Regions from separate parts of the Homo sapiens genome. Here region 2 is linked to region 1. A link is a contact called in ENCODE Hi-C or POLR2A ChIA-PET data. All regions are on one chromosome and are shown on one strand. Each heading gives the region's core, a stretch centred on a gene start or an enhancer-like site at or near the end of the contact. The rest is flanking DNA. Distances are from core to core; before and after follow the strand shown.

Evidence for each region. Hi-C counts contacts between places; a loop is a spot of excess contacts on that map. ChIA-PET counts read pairs that join two places held with the same protein, here RNA polymerase II (POLR2A). Pooled maps may share reads with other maps.
Region 2: a loop to region 1 is called in a pooled map, with 2.6 times the contacts of the local background. The contact joins two enhancer-like sites. A Hi-C loop is called at or near these places in 2 of 50 pooled maps. POLR2A ChIA-PET finds 5 or more read pairs at or near these places in 2 of 52 experiments (CD4-positive, alpha-beta T cell and GM12878).

The regions. Positions count from the first base shown.
Region 1 is chr16:57,337,161-57,344,557 of GRCh38, reverse strand. No RefSeq gene overlaps it. Among named protein-coding and RNA genes, the nearest start is that of CCL22, 18 kb to the left of the region's middle. Within about 2 kb of position 4,842, at least 2 of the 41 ENCODE cell types and tissues checked have a DNase peak (open chromatin) inside an H3K27ac peak, as active enhancers do; they include GM12878, where a contact is called at or near this core.
Region 2 is chr16:57,255,798-57,263,194 of GRCh38, reverse strand. PLLP (plasmolipin) reads left to right here. Exons shown (of 4, transcript NM_015993.3): 2 at 1,125-1,298; 3 at 4,611-4,733; 4 at 6,166-7,098. The coding sequence ends at 6,282. Among named protein-coding and RNA genes, the nearest start is that of ARL2BP, 14 kb to the right of the region's middle. RefSeq lists enhancers at 803-1,356, 1,357-1,912, 2,324-2,383, 2,394-2,533, 3,577-4,132 and 1 more and a silencer at 4,745-4,957. Within about 2 kb of position 2,499, at least 11 of the 41 ENCODE cell types and tissues checked have a DNase peak (open chromatin) inside an H3K27ac peak, as active enhancers do; they include GM12878, where a contact is called at or near this core.

The sequences.
Region 1 (7,397 bases), core at 3,593-6,092:
CATGTGTAACTAACACTAAATGCGGTTCAGTCATTAAAAAGTAAGATTCTGGGTTGGGTGCACTGGCTCACGCCTGTAATCCCAGCACTTTGAAAGGCCGAGGCAGGAGGATTGCTTTAGGCCAGGAGTTTGAGACGTTAGCCTGGGCAATATAGCGAGATGCTATCTATACTAAAGAATTTAAAAATTAGCTGGGCCTGGTGATGCATGCCTGTAGTCCCAGCTATTTGGGAGGCTGAGGTGGGAGGATTGCTCAAGCCCAGGAGGTCAAGGCTGCAGTGAGCTGTGATCACACCACTGCACTCCAGCCTAGGCAACAGAGCAAAATCCTGTCTCAAAAAAGAAAAAGAAAAAGAAAAAAGACATTCTGGGAGCAGGGTACAAATATACAATCTGGCTGAATTCCCCAGGTAAGGACCTGTGTGTTATAAATTAATTGCTAATACCAAACTGAGAGCTCGGTGACCCACACAGTGTACAGCTAGGAAAGCAAACGAGGCCCTCATATCTCAGAGCCACAGGGTGATTTCAGTAACCAGCCTTTCTGTCCCATGGTCTCCTTTCCTCCCGTGAGCTTGTCCTCCACCTGCCTCAGCCCCTCACTCCCAAGGTCATATCCTGAACCATGTCATTACCAGTAACTGCCTTTGCATAGTCTCAACATAAAACACCGCACTCTCCAACCACCACCATCTGTCTGTCCAGCTCATTGCCTTGAGCATCCAACTCCAATAGTCCTTTAGGCTCACCCAGGCTGATCCTGCCCTTTTCCCTTGCCTCTCCTTCACGTCCTTAATTGTCACCTTGCTAAGCTCCCAACTTCCGTGGTCTTTCATTACAGACATCGTTTACCTACACCCTCGACTCTCTTCCCAAATAACTTCAACTCTCATTCCTGCTAACTCCTAGTAAAACCGGAACCCGGAAAACCCAACTCTCCACCAACTCTGTACCTGCCCCAGTGCAGCTGACACGGCTGGAGAAAGCCACCCAGTCACGCTAATGGTAAATCCAAGATCACTCACCTCAGTGCCACCCAAAAGTCCCACTGCGTTTCCCTGACTCATTCGCTCTCCCACTCTCTTTGACTATTTCATACTTTCCTGTCTCCACTCAAACCTTCAAACTCCTCCTCACTGATCTGCACTTGAAACCTGTGACCCTGATTCCCATGTCCCCAAGAAACGAGAAGTTACCAGAAGACCACACCCACCTGCAACTGTCGCATCTGCCCACTGCATTTTCCTTGTTCCTCACTCAAGGATAAGCTTGTCCAACCCAAGGCCTGTGGGTCGCTTGAGGCCCAGGACAGCTTTGAATGTGGCCCAACACAAATGCGTAAACTTTCTTAAAACATTAGGAGATTTTTTGGGCGACTTTTTTTTTTTTTTTTTTTTAGCTCATCAGCTATCATTAGTGTTAGTGTACTTTATGTGTGGCCCAAGACAATGCTTCTTCTTCCAATGTGGCCCAGGGAAGCCAAAAGTTTGGGCACCCCTGAAGGACATCACTCCTAATTCTCCTGTTTCTTTCCTGCATCATCAATTTCCTCCTTTCTACTGTATCATTCTCTCTCTCTCTCTCTTTTTTTTTTTTTGAGACAGACTCTCGCTCTGTTGCCCAGGCTAGAGTGCATTGGTGCAATCTTGGCTCACTGCAACCTCTGCCTCCCGGGATCAAGCGATTCTCCTGCCTCAGCCTCCCAAGTAGTTGGGATTACAGGCACACACCACCGCACCTGGCTAATTTTTGTATTTGTTTTTAGAGACGGGGTTTCACTTTGTTGGCCAGGCTGGCCTTGAGCTCCTGACCTCAAGCGATCCACCTGTCTCAGTGTCCCAAAGTGCTGGAATTACAGGTGTGAGCCACCGCGCCCGGCCCTACAGTAGCATTCTCACTGGCATGCAACAAACCAGTAATTCTCCCATCTTAAGAAAACAGTGCATTAGGAAAACAGATCCCACATCCCCTTCCAGGTGCTGGACCTTTACAGTAAAACTCAAAAGAACAGTCAATACTTGCTATCATCAATTCTCCTTTTTCTTGTCTCTTCATTCCAATTCTGATTGCAAATACTTCTTAGGAATTCCTTGGGATGGCAGAGTCATGAGAGGAAGATCCACTTCAGAGAGGGGAGAGATGAAACCCTGGAGCACACTTTATTCCTGAGGTTCTAATAGGGGACTAAGAAAATACTTTTGATTTATGTGGGAGAAATCATTGAACACGTGAAGGATATAAATGTCTTCTGTAGTTAAAAAAGGAACCATTGGAATCAGGTAAACTGGCATGTATTAGGTACTGTAACGTCAGATGTCATAACAAACAAACCTCAAATTGTATAATGGCTCAGACACAGTAAGTTTATGTTTCACCACATAAAGTCCAAAACAGATGTTCCTGATTAATGGGCAGCTCTTCTCCAAGTGGCGGTTCAGGCACCCGGACTCCTCCCATTTGTGGTTCTGCTGTTGTTAACAGATCGCCGTGTTCATCTACATCAAGTCATAAAAGGGAAAATAGAAGCAGGCCTGGAGCGTGGGAAACTTTTTTGGTCCAAGCCTGGAAGTTGGGTGCATCAGCTCTGATCACATTCCATTAGCCAGAATTCAGACACCTGACCTCACCTGTTTGCAAGGAAGGCTGGGAAACAGAAGAGGTGTACTCAAGAAGAGGAAATAGGTTTGGCAAAGAGCCAGCCAGGCTCTGCAAATAATGGACATCCTCCAAGGAACAATGATTGGGCAAAGAGAAGATGACTTACCCTCCAGGACTTTGTTCTGAATAAGCAGCTTGTCCTGGCCTGGATTTCCGAGCAAGTCCCATTGTAAAACCACAATTGCTCTTTCTTCAAGAAGAAAACCCTTAGAAAAGCAAACAATTCTACACATTCCATCTACCTCTTCTGCCATTTGATATGTTTTGTGGGTTTCCAATTGGCTTTTTGGTATTCTATAAAAATGAGAGTCATCTTATAGCCTGTAGGGTGAGGGTGTGAGTAGCATGGCTATATCCTAAGTCTCAGAGATACGGGCTCTGCTACCAACTGGCAGTGAAGCTTGACTACCAGGCCCTGTGCCCTTGGGACTCAGGCCCTGACTCTGTGAAATGGGACTGGTCATGCCTGCCACTGCCAGGCTATTTGAGGATCAACAACTTGCACATTCGCAGCTCCAAATGATCTTTACAACAGCCTTTGGTGATTGAAAGGGTATAAATGCCCCTTGCACATTTCACAGATGGAACACCCGAGCTGGACGGTGACATGCTTGACCCAGGGAAACTCCAACTCCCAGTCCCCAGACAAGAGGTAGTGGCTGAAACTGAGAGGAGGTGACATCTTATAGGGAAGGAAGCAGAAAGGGGAAGCAGAAAAGCATGAGGAATGGTGTGAGGGGAAGAAAGAAGAAGAAAATGTATGGACGTTTATCCCAGAGCCCAGGGTTCTTTCCGTAGTGCCTCCCAACCCTCGGTTCCCTGTTATTTACTCACCCTGAAGCCTGGTAATCTGGACACAGATGGAGAATTATAGAGAAGACCAGGGGGGAACCAAGAGCGTTTGGAATCTCAGGAGCCTTCAAACTGGACAATGAACAGTGTCATCTCTTTCTGTGGTCAGTGGCCACCTACCTAAGGAATGGGTCCCCCAGGACCAACCATGTGTCAGAAGGCTCCTCCTCTTGCCCTTCTTTTAGTGTGGGATCCTGGAAGTCACTGTCACAGGGATGCTGTATCTACATGGGCTTGGACTCCTCGTACGGAAAGAATTATTATTTTCTCAAGTGGTAAAATGTTAACAGTTGGTGGATCAGGATGATGGAAATACAGGAAATACAGGATTTCTTTACTCTATTTTTGCAAATTTGCTGTAAGTTTGAAATTACTAGAAGATAAAAAGTTAAAAAATAAAAAAAGAAGAAGAAGAACAAGAGCTGGGCATGGTGGCTCACACCTGTAATCCCAGCACTTTGGGAGGCCGAGGCAGGCGGATCACAAAGTCAGGAGTTTGAGACCAGCCTGGCCAATATGGTGAAACCCCATCTCTACTAAAGATACAAAAATTAGCCAGGCGTGTTGGTGGGTGCTTGCAGTCCCAGCTACTCGGGAGGCTGAGGCAGGAGAATTGCTTGAATCCGGGAGGCAGAGGTTGCAGTGAGCAGAGATTACGCCACTGCACTCCAGCCTGGGTGACAGAGCAAGACTCTGTCTCAAAAAAAAAAAAAAAAAAAAAAAAAAAAGAAGAAGAAGAAGAAGAAGAAGAACCCAGAAACCCCCTCATGACCTCTTCCATCACAACCCCTCTGCTGCCACCACCAAGGAAAGCCCATTCTGGCTCCTAATACCTAAACTAGTTATTTCTATTTGAATCATAGAAAAAGTGACTGGGTGCACTGGGTGCTCATGCCTCTAATCCCAGCACTTTGGGAAGCTGAGGTAGGAGGATTACCTGAGCCCAAGTTCGAGACCAGCCTAGGCAATGTAGTGAGGCCCCATCTCTCCAAAAAAAAAAAAAAAAATACAAAAATTAGCCAGGCATGGTGATGCAAGCCTGTGGCCCCTAGCTACTAGAGAGACTGAGGTGGGAGGATCACTTGAGCCTGGGAGGCCAAGGCTGCAATGAGCCGGGGGGGGTGACAGAGAGAAACACTGTCTCAAAAAAACAAACAAACAAAGAACAGAAAGAAACACTGAATCATACAGAAAGCATTCCTTTATGCCTGACTTCTTCTCTTTTTTTGAGACAGCGTCTCGCTCTGTCACCCAGACTGGAGTCCGGTGGCACGATCACGGTTCGCTTCAGCCTCAACCTCAGCTATCCTCCCACCTCAGCTCCCCTAGCAGCTAGGACTACAGGCATGAGCCACTGCACCTGGCCTGTGCCTGACTCCTTTCATTCAACATTATGTTTAGGAGATTCAGCCATGTCTTTGCTTGCCCTTTTACTTCATTCTCATTCCTCCACAGTATTCCATTGTAAGAATGTATCACATATAGATGGGACTTCCAGAATGACTGAGTGAGGAAGCTCTGAAACACCCACCCACCCACACAAAGCCCTCATTCTTTTCTCATTAAAGTTCAAGACTTTTCAAAGTAAACACTTCTCAATTTGTTACATACTGTGTTAGTTTTTTCTTTTTTCTTTTTTTGAGACAGAATCTCACTCTGTCACCCATTATTCTACCTACTACTTATAATTTTGATCAATCTCCAGTTTTCAAATGATTATTTTTTCTCACAGTTTTGCAGTTTTGTTATAAGTTTTTGTAGTTTGTTATAAGTTCTGCTAAGTTTTGTATTTTTAGTAGAAATGGGGTTTTTCCATGTTGGCCAGGCTAGTCTCAAACACCTGACCTCAGGTGATCCACCCGCCTCAGCCTCCTACAGTGCTGGAATTAGAGGCATGAGCCACCGTGCCCTGCCAAGAAAAATTATTTTTAAGAGAACCAATAGAAATTCTGGATTTGAAAAGTATAGTGTCTAAAATGAAAATTTCCCTGGAGGGGCTTAAAAGCAAATTTGAGCTGACAAAATAAAGAATTGGCAATCTTGAGGATAGATCAGCAGAGATTATACAAGCTGAATAATGGAGAGAAAAAAGACTGAAGAAAATGAACAGAGACTAAGAAGCCTTGGCCCATCATCAAATGCACCAACATCCAGGTAACAGGACTCTGAGAAAGAGGGAAAAAATAGAGAAATGGGCAGAAAAAATATTCAAAGAAAAAAATGGCTGAAAAATTCCAAAATTTGATGATAACATTAATCTACACATCCTAGAATCTGAATGAGCCAGAAGTAGGATAGACTCAAAGAGATCCACACATGAGCACGTTATAATTAAACTGTTGAAAAGAAGAAAATAAAAACTTGAAAGCAGAAAAGAAAATCCATCATATACACAGAAATGACAGTAAGATTAACACATGACTTTTGTCCAAAACAATGGAGAAATACACAACAAACTAGGAATAGAAGGAAACTACCTAAGCATAGTTATGTGCAGATTAAAACAAACCTGATAGTGAAAGACTGAAAGCTTGTTCTCTAAGACCAGGAATAAGTAAGGATGCCTGCTTTCACCACTTCTAATAACATAGTACTGGAATCCTAGCCAGAGCAATTAGGCAAGAAAGAGAAATAAAAGGCATCCATATTGACAATGAAGAAGTAAAATTATCTCTGTTTGAAGATGACATGATCCTATATGCAGCAAACCCTAAAAATTGCATCCATTAAAAAGCTATTAAAACTAACAAACAATTCAGTAAAGTTGCAGGACACAAAATGGTCACATAAAAGTCAATTGCAGCTGGGTGTGGTGGCTTATGCCTGTAATCCCAGCACTTTGGGATGCCAAGGCAGATGGATCACTTGAGCTCACAAGTTCAAGAACAGCCTGGGCAATATGGCGAAACCCTGTCCCTACAAAAAGTACCAGAATTCACTGAGTGTGGTGGTGCACGCTTGTGGTCCAAGCTACTTGGGAGGCTGAGGCAGGAGGATGGTTTGAGCCTGGAAGGCAGAGGTTGCAGTGAGTCGAGATCGCACCACTGCTCTCCAGCCTGGGTGACAGAGCCAGATCTTGTCAAAAAAAAAAAAAAGCAAACAACAATTGCATCTCTACACACTAACAATTAACAATCTGAAAATAAAATTAAGAAAATAATTCCATTTACAATAGCATCAAAAAGAATAAAATATGTAGGAATAAACCTAACCTAACCAACAAGATAAAAGGCTTATATGTTGAAAACTACAAATGTTTCTGAAAGAAACAAAGACACAAATAAATGGAAAGACATCCTATGTTCATGGATCAAAAGACTTAATATTGTTAAGATGTCAATAGTAACCAAAGCAATCTACAAATTTAATCCAATCCCTATCAAAATCCCAACATCATTTTTAAAAAAAATTCTAAAATTTATATGGAAACTCAAGAGAACCCAAATTGCCAAAATAATATTGAAAGAGAAAAACAAAGTTGGAAACATCACACTTTCTGACTTAAAAACATACTACAGGCTAGGCAGGGTGGCTCATGTTTATAACCCCAGCACTTTGAGAGGTCAAAGCAGGAGAAATGCTTGAGGCCAGGAGTTTGAGGCCAGCCTGGGCAACAAAGTGAGATCCCATCTCTACAAAAAATAATAATAATAAATAAAAATAAATAATAAAACATACTGCAAAGCAACAGTAATCAAAGCAGTGTGGTACCAGTATAAAGACAGACATATAAATGGATGGAACAAAATACAGAGCCCAGAAATAAACTCTTGTTCATATGGTCAAATGAGCTTTGACAGGAGTGAAAAGACTATACAATGGAGAAAGGACAGTTTCTTCAACAAATGATATGGGAGAACTGAATATCCACATACAAAAGAATAAAG
Region 2 (7,397 bases), core at 1,250-3,749, 79 kb after region 1:
GAGCCGGAGACGTGGGGTGTTGGGCAGGAGGTCACCCAGAGGCCCTTGTGACGTTCTCTGCTGGGCCCAGCTGGGAGGGAGGACACAGGGCTGTTGTCTTCCCGCCTCTGGGACTGTGGTGACTTGATCTTCCTTTCAGCAGCTTTTACTGAGCCCCTGGCAGGGCCTAGGGCCTGTGCTGGGTGTGGGGACGTAGCTGTGAGACAGCCACGGCTGTGCCCTCGTGGAGCTCGCAGTCTGGGGAAGGGAACGATTATGGCCCTGGATGGTGGGTGCCTGGGGGGCCCTGTGAGCACTGATGAGGGCTCTGGGATGCCGGCTGGAGGCGTGGGGGTGTCCTGGAGCACCTGACATCTCAGCTGAGACCTGCAAGAGGAGTGAGAGTGCAGGGCAGGGCCCCGGTACAGTGGTGTATCACACGAGCCAAGTCAGCATTCCTTTTTAAATTTTTTTCTATTTTTTGAGACAATTTCACTCTGTCTCTGAGGTTGGCATGCAGTGGCATGATCATAGCTCACTGCAGCTTTTAACTCCTGGGCCCATGTGATCCTCCTGCTTCAGCCTCATGAGTAGCTGGGACCACAGGTGCGCACCACCATACCTGGCTAACTATTATTATTATTATTATTATTTTTGCTTTTTGAGACGGATTTTCACTTTTGTCTCCCAGGCTGGAGTGCAGTGGCGTGATCTCAGCTCACTGCAACCTCTGCCTCCCAGATTCAAGCAATTCTCCTGCCTCAGCCTCCCAAGTAGCTGGGATTACAGGCACACGCCACCATGCCTGGCTAATTTTTGTATTTTTAGTGGAGACAGGGTTTCACCATGTTGGCCAGGCTGGTCTCGAACTCCTGACCTCAGGTGATCTGCCTACCTCAGCCTCCCAAAGTGCTGGGATTACAGACGTGAGCCACTGCGCCCGGCCTTAATTTTTCTGTAGAGATGGGGACTTGCTCTGTTGCCCAGGCTGGTCTTGAACTCCTGGCCTCCAGCGATTATTACACCTTGGGCTCCCAAAGTGCTGACATTACAGGCATGAGCCACTGTGCCTGGCCAGTATTTCTTAGCTAGATAAGAAATGAAACCGCATCTCTGGCCAATCCTGCCTTGTCTGACCCTCCTAGGTGCTGGGGCTGCTGGTGTGGGCGCTGATTGCGGACACCCCGTACCACCTGTATCCGGCCTATGGCTGGGTGATGTTCGTCGCTGTCTTCCTCTGGCTGGTGACAATCGTCCTCTTCAACCTCTACCTGTTTCAGCTGCACATGAAGTTGTACATGGTTCCCTGGCCACTGGTGGTGAGTCTGGGTGGGGGTACTGGAAGTGGCTATGACAGGACCACTGTGACTTTCCCTAGAAGAAGTGGCAGGGTGTGGGGGGGTGGCCTGACATCCTCACTGACCTAAGCTGATCTGCAGAGCCAGGGGTGGAGGTGAGGATTGATGGTTCAGAGGTCCAGTTTTTCTATTTTTCCTTCAAGACAGTGTCTCACTATGTGCAGGCTGGAGTGCAGTGGCTCAATAATGGCTCACTGCAGCCTTGAACCCCTGGGCTCATGTGATCCTCCCATCTCAGCCTCCCCAGTAGCTAGGACTACAGGCACGTGCCACCATGCCCTGCTAATTTTTATTTTTATTTTTTGTAGAAGAGGAGTCTCACTTTATTTCCCAGGCTGGTCTTGAACTCCTGGGCTCAAGCAGTTCTCTCACTTTGGCCTCCCAAAATTCTGGGAGTACAGGAGTGAGCCACCATGCCTAGGTGCACGGTTTTTTGGGGAACCATGAGCCAGGAAGGACACAGGCTTGACTTTGTCCCAGGAGGGGAGTAGAAGTGAGGGGCTGTTGAGTGGATTTGTAAGAGGCCATTTGGAATCTTAAAAATATTTTTCCCGGCCGGGTGTGGTGGCTCACGCCTGTAATCCCAGCACTTTGGGAGGCTGAGGTGAGTGGATCACCTGAGGTCAGGAGTTTGAGACCAGCCTGACCAATATGGTGAAACCCTGTCTCTACAAAAAATACAACAATTAGCAAAATACAACAATTAGCCAGGTGTGGTGGCGCGCGCCTCTAGTCCCAGCTACTTGGGAGGCTGAGACAGGAGAATTGCTTGAACCCAGGAGGCGGAGATTGCAGTGAGCCGAGATCACACCATTATACTCCAGCCTGGGTGACAGAGCAAGACTCCACCTCAAAAAAAAAATTTCCCTCTGGGGGTGGTCAGAATTTGTGCCTGTGTTGTGTGAGTTTGTGAGATTGTAGCTTGGCCCAGGTAGGCAGCCCTGTGGCTGGAGGCTGTGGCAAGCTGTCAGAAGTTGCCCAGGCCAGGGCCTCAAGTGTGCAGGACAAGCTCGGGCACCTGGCTGCCTGCAGGTGAGGCCCTGAGGCCTGGGAGAGGCTGGGCTCCCCAGGTTTGCCCCAGGACAGTCTCCCCAGGACACAGGGCTGAGAGCGGACATGGGAAGTACCCCGGCCAGACACACAGAAAGCTGCTGGTTTTTTTTTTCCTCTGACCCGGAAAACCCCTGCAGCTGGGGTCTGAGGCTTTCAGTGAGAAGAGAGGCGAGAAAGGCACATGATTGTAAGACAAGCAAGGCTGGGACTAGGCGGCATTGTTTGGAATTCAATGACTTTTTAAACCGAGGAAACGTGAGTCATCCTCAAGACAGAATGGGTTTGTTAGATCTCGACATCCCTGGCAGAAACAGGCAGCGTTTGCAGGGGTCGCTGGGCTTGCAGGGAAGATTTTGGGGCGAGGAGGCGGTGCCTTGACTTCCGGGCTCAGGGTCCACCCCCTCCCTCACGTCCCAGGGACCTCTAAGAGAGAAATCTCCAGAGATAAAAGCCTGTGTGTCTCTTAGGTGCAGATTTGGGGCTCCAGCCGTGGCTGTTAATGGAAGGAGGCTCCCTTCTGCCACAGTGGCAGGACATTGCTTCTTGTGCTTCTGGACCCTCAACGAATGGGGCAGAGAGGGCTTAACTGCATCTAGAGAAGGCTGGATTAGCATGGCCAATTTGGGATTTTCTGGCATGGGGGCTACAGACCCCTACAGGATCCAGGCAAGATATGTGAGTAAATTGGGTCAGGAGGGACCCTGGAGAAGCCAGCATCCATCTGCCCATCGCAAGCTGCCTCTATACTCACTTCATCTGTTCCTAGTGGGAATGCAGCCCCTTTGGAGCGAAATCTTTTGATATCCTAAGTTTTTTTTTTTTTTTTTTTAGACAAAGTCCCGCTCTGTTGCCCAGGCTGGAGTGCAGTGGCACGATCTTAGCTCATTGCAACCCCTGCCTCCCAGGTTCAAGTGATTCTTCCGCCTCAGCCTCCTGTGTAGCTGGGATTACCGGTGGGCACCATCACTCTTGGCTAATTTTTGTATTTTTATTGGAGACGAGGTTTCACCATGTTGGCCAGGCTGGTCTCTAACTTCTGACCTCAAGTGATCTGCCTGCCTCGGCATCCCAAAGTGCTGGGATTACAGGCATGAGCCACACTGCACCCGGCCAAGATTTTTTTAATATAAAATTTTTACATGAAGTCTTCAGGTTTTCATGAAATCTAATTTTATAATGTTGGTAATTTTTTAAAAGTATATTGGACGAACTGAATGAATGTTTGAGGACCAGGCGTTTGAAGACGGTGAATGGGCTCCTGGGGCCAAGCGTTTGGGATGAGGGACTGGTCCCTGGTTGTCAGCAGAGGGCCCCTTCCTGCCAGTCTGGTTCCATATCCAGCTTGAAATATCTGGTCCTCTTGGTCCTGACCCTGGCATTTGCTTAGAGCCTTGAGCTTAGGATGTGGCCAAGAGGGAGACAAAAATTCTTCCCCCTGAAGGCAGAGAGGGATGTGAGGCCCAGCCCAGGACTGGCCACAGAGCCAAACCTTGCAGTGGTACCAGGGATGGCCTGGGCTTGGCCCTGGACCACACTTGGAGGAGTAGCCTGTGTTTCTTTAGCTGGTACAAAGAGATGGGTCATGGATTGGGCTCTTTCTGTGAGGAATGGGTCTGGCACTGCCACTACCCCATCACTGAGGCCCTCCTGTCATTCCCCTCCTCCAGCCTCAGGTGTGTTCATGCTCCCTGCTCAGCAGGCCTCCTGGGGACCAGGGCCTCATGGGCTGACTCCCTGGAAACTGTGGCCTCTTGAGGCCCTGTTGGTGGGAAAGACCCAGGTGTTTGCATCACCATCCAATGGCTATTCAAGGAGTGTGCCAGTGGGAACCAAGAAGCCCCAACCGTTGGTCTTGTCTTTTTTTTTTTTTTTTTTTTTTTTTTTGAGACAGGATCTCACTGTGTCACCCAGGCTGGAGTGCAGTGGTGTGATCATGACTCACTGCAGCCTCAACCTCCCGGCTCCAGGTGATCTTCCCATCTCAGCCTCCCAAGTAGCTGAGATCACAGGCATGCGCCACCATGCCTGGCTAACTTTTTTATTTTTGTAGAGATGGGGCCTACCTATGTTCCCCAGGCTGGTCTCTAACTCCTGGGCTCAAGCGATCCTTCCACTTCAGCCCCGCAAAGTGCTGGGATTACAGGTGTGAACCACCGTGTCTGGCCTCTCTTTGTGTCTTAAGCCTTTTCTCTCCCCACTCCCTACCCCCATGTCCTGCAGTTAATGATCTTTAACATCAGCGCCACCGTTCTCTACATCACCGCCTTCATCGCCTGCTCTGCGGCAGTTGACCTGACATCCCTGAGGGGCACCCGGCCTTATAACCAGCGCGCGGCTGCCTCGGTGAGTCTGCTTCCCAGGCTCCCTTGGTGGTCTGCAGGGTCTCAGCCCCAGGACTCAGGCTGCTCGCTTGGTCTGAGGCCAGGCACCTGCCACCTCCTGAGGGGTTGTCACCTGAACACTCAGTGGGTCTTAGAGGGGAGCCGGGCCGCCTCCAGGCTTCCATAATTAACAGTGGAGAGTGGTGTGTGGTGGGCAATGGAAGTTTTGGGTTAACTATTTTTTCTTTTTTTTGAGATGGAATCTTGCTCTGTTGCCCAGGCTGGAGTGCGGTGACGTGATCTCAGCTCACTGCAACCTCTGCCTCTTGGGTTTAAGTGATTCTCCTGACTCAGCCTCCCAAGTAGCTGGGACTAGAGGTGTGTGCTGCCACACCCGCTAATTTTTTTGTATTTTGTATTTTTTTTGGAGATGGAGTCTCACGCCTGGCTAATTTTTGTATTTTTAGTAGAGACGGAGTTTCACCATGTTGGCCAGGCTGGTCTTTTGAACTCCTGACCTCAGGTGATCCACTCGCCTTGGCCTGTTAAAGTGCTGAGATTACAGGTGTGAGCTGCCACACGCGGCCTGGGCTGACTATTGAACCTTGTTGTAAATCAGCTGTGCCACACTGCCTTAGGGTCACGTGCCCCCTTGGAGAATGTGAAAAACATGCTCTCCCACTGACAAGTGCACGTGCAAAAACCTTTTGGTTTAAACCATTCTGGGAGATTCATAGGCTCTCCCATGAAACCCAAACTCTGGGCCCACGTCAGGTGGCCAGTGAAGTGGCAGTAGTCCCCTCCACGCCTGTCACCCTTCACACCACCAGGCCCTGCACACCATCTCCTCCCAGGATCCTGCGACACCCACAGTGAGGGAGAGGAAGGGACTACCAGTTCCTTTTGACAGACAGGAGGCTCCTGCTCAGAGAAGTTGGACGCCAGGCCTGGAGCCACGGCCAAGCCCAGGGGAGGGCAGGGCCTCAATGGGCACGCATTTGGTTCCTTACTCTTCCTGATGAGGGCAGTTTTGAAATCAGCAAATTCAGTGATGGGGACAGAGACGGGGAGCTTCTGAATGTGGCTGCAGGTGTTAGTATAGAGGCTTGAACTGGTTCTAGGAGATTCCTAGGGTGTCCTTTGAATGTTGTCTTTTTAGAACTAAATCCTTGCTAGGTGTCCCCTCTGTCACTCTTATCTTCTCCTTCATTGCCCTTATCACAATCTGACAGGCCCTGCCTGTGGTTCTTAGCTGTTTCCCATGGTTAGAAGGTAATGTTGGTATCCCAGGACCCTGGTGCTCATCAGCCCCATGATAAACAGCTGTGAAATGCATCTGGCTAAGTGTGAGATGGTGCGGCTGCCACAACCCCTCCTGCCTGGCCTGAGATCTGGTTGGAGCTTGTGTCACTGTCACCCTCTCGGTCCTTAAGCCCTTCTCACCTCTCTTTCAGTTCTTTGCGTGTTTGGTGATGATCGCCTATGGAGTGAGTGCCTTCTTCAGCTACCAGGCCTGGCGAGGAGTAGGCAGCAATGCGGCCACCAGTCAGATGGCTGGCGGCTATGCCTAAACCACCTGTGCCACGGCCCCCTCTGGGGCTGAAGCCGCCGCTGGGTCACAGAGCAGGGTCACCCTGCAAGCCTGAAGCTGGGGAGCCCTGCGTGGAGTCAGCCCAACAGGGACTGCATTTGCTCCTCTCTGCCCGTCAGACATAAGCTCTCACAGCGCTAAGGAAGCAGGCCCAGGCTGGCAGGCATCTCGGCTTGCAGGAGGCCAACTGCTGAGACCTCTTCTCCATCCCCCTTATTCAGTGGAAGATGACGGGGGATCTGAGGCTGTGTCTCTGCCTTGTCTTTAGAGGACTTCAGCGTCCAAGACTGGGGCCCACCCTTCTCACCAGCACTAAATGCACTAACAAGGACTCCAGACCTGCAGCCCCAGACCCGCCGTAGTATAAGCCTAACAAGCAACACGTAGCACCTTAGTCTTTGTTCCAGGAGAGCTGAGCAAGCTGGTGAAACCACTCTCCTTCCTTTAAACACCGTTTCAACCAACCTCTCCCTGGAGCCAACCTGTAAAAAGTGGGTTGATTGCTGACAGCATGGTCTTCCCTCCCTGCATTTCAGACATACCAGTTACTGAAAGCAAATCAGTTTTAAGTGATTTCTCAGTGCTGAAAAGCCTGTCCAGGTTTCCTTCCCTTTCCCAAGCCTCTCTCTGTAATACTCCCTTTGGGCGAAGCTAACATCGGTGCCTCCCCGACCTTGCTGACTAGGCACATGGGACGCAAAGGAGGGAGGGAAGCAAGGCCTTGCCTGGCGAGTTGTCATGTGGTTGGTGGTGACTGTTTTATTTTTTTTAATAAAAATAAAGATGAGAGAAATTATTTGGACAAGATGTTGGCAAATCACTTTTACAGGTGCTTGTAACCTCCAGGAGACCTCAGCTTGACTGTAGAAGATGCCTGCTGTAGGGCAGTTCACGTTCTGGAGTCGTTCAGCACCACCTGCGAACTCTTTGACCGGAGGAAGGCTGCCTATACTTCCTGCTTGCTGGGTCTGGAACAGTCCTGGTTTATGCTGTTTGTGCTGGCATAAATAGAATAGCACGGCCTTTTATTCTCACAAGTGACTCAGTTTGACAATAACTTAGTCACCCTTGCTTTGGGCAGGTTAGGTGAGCTTA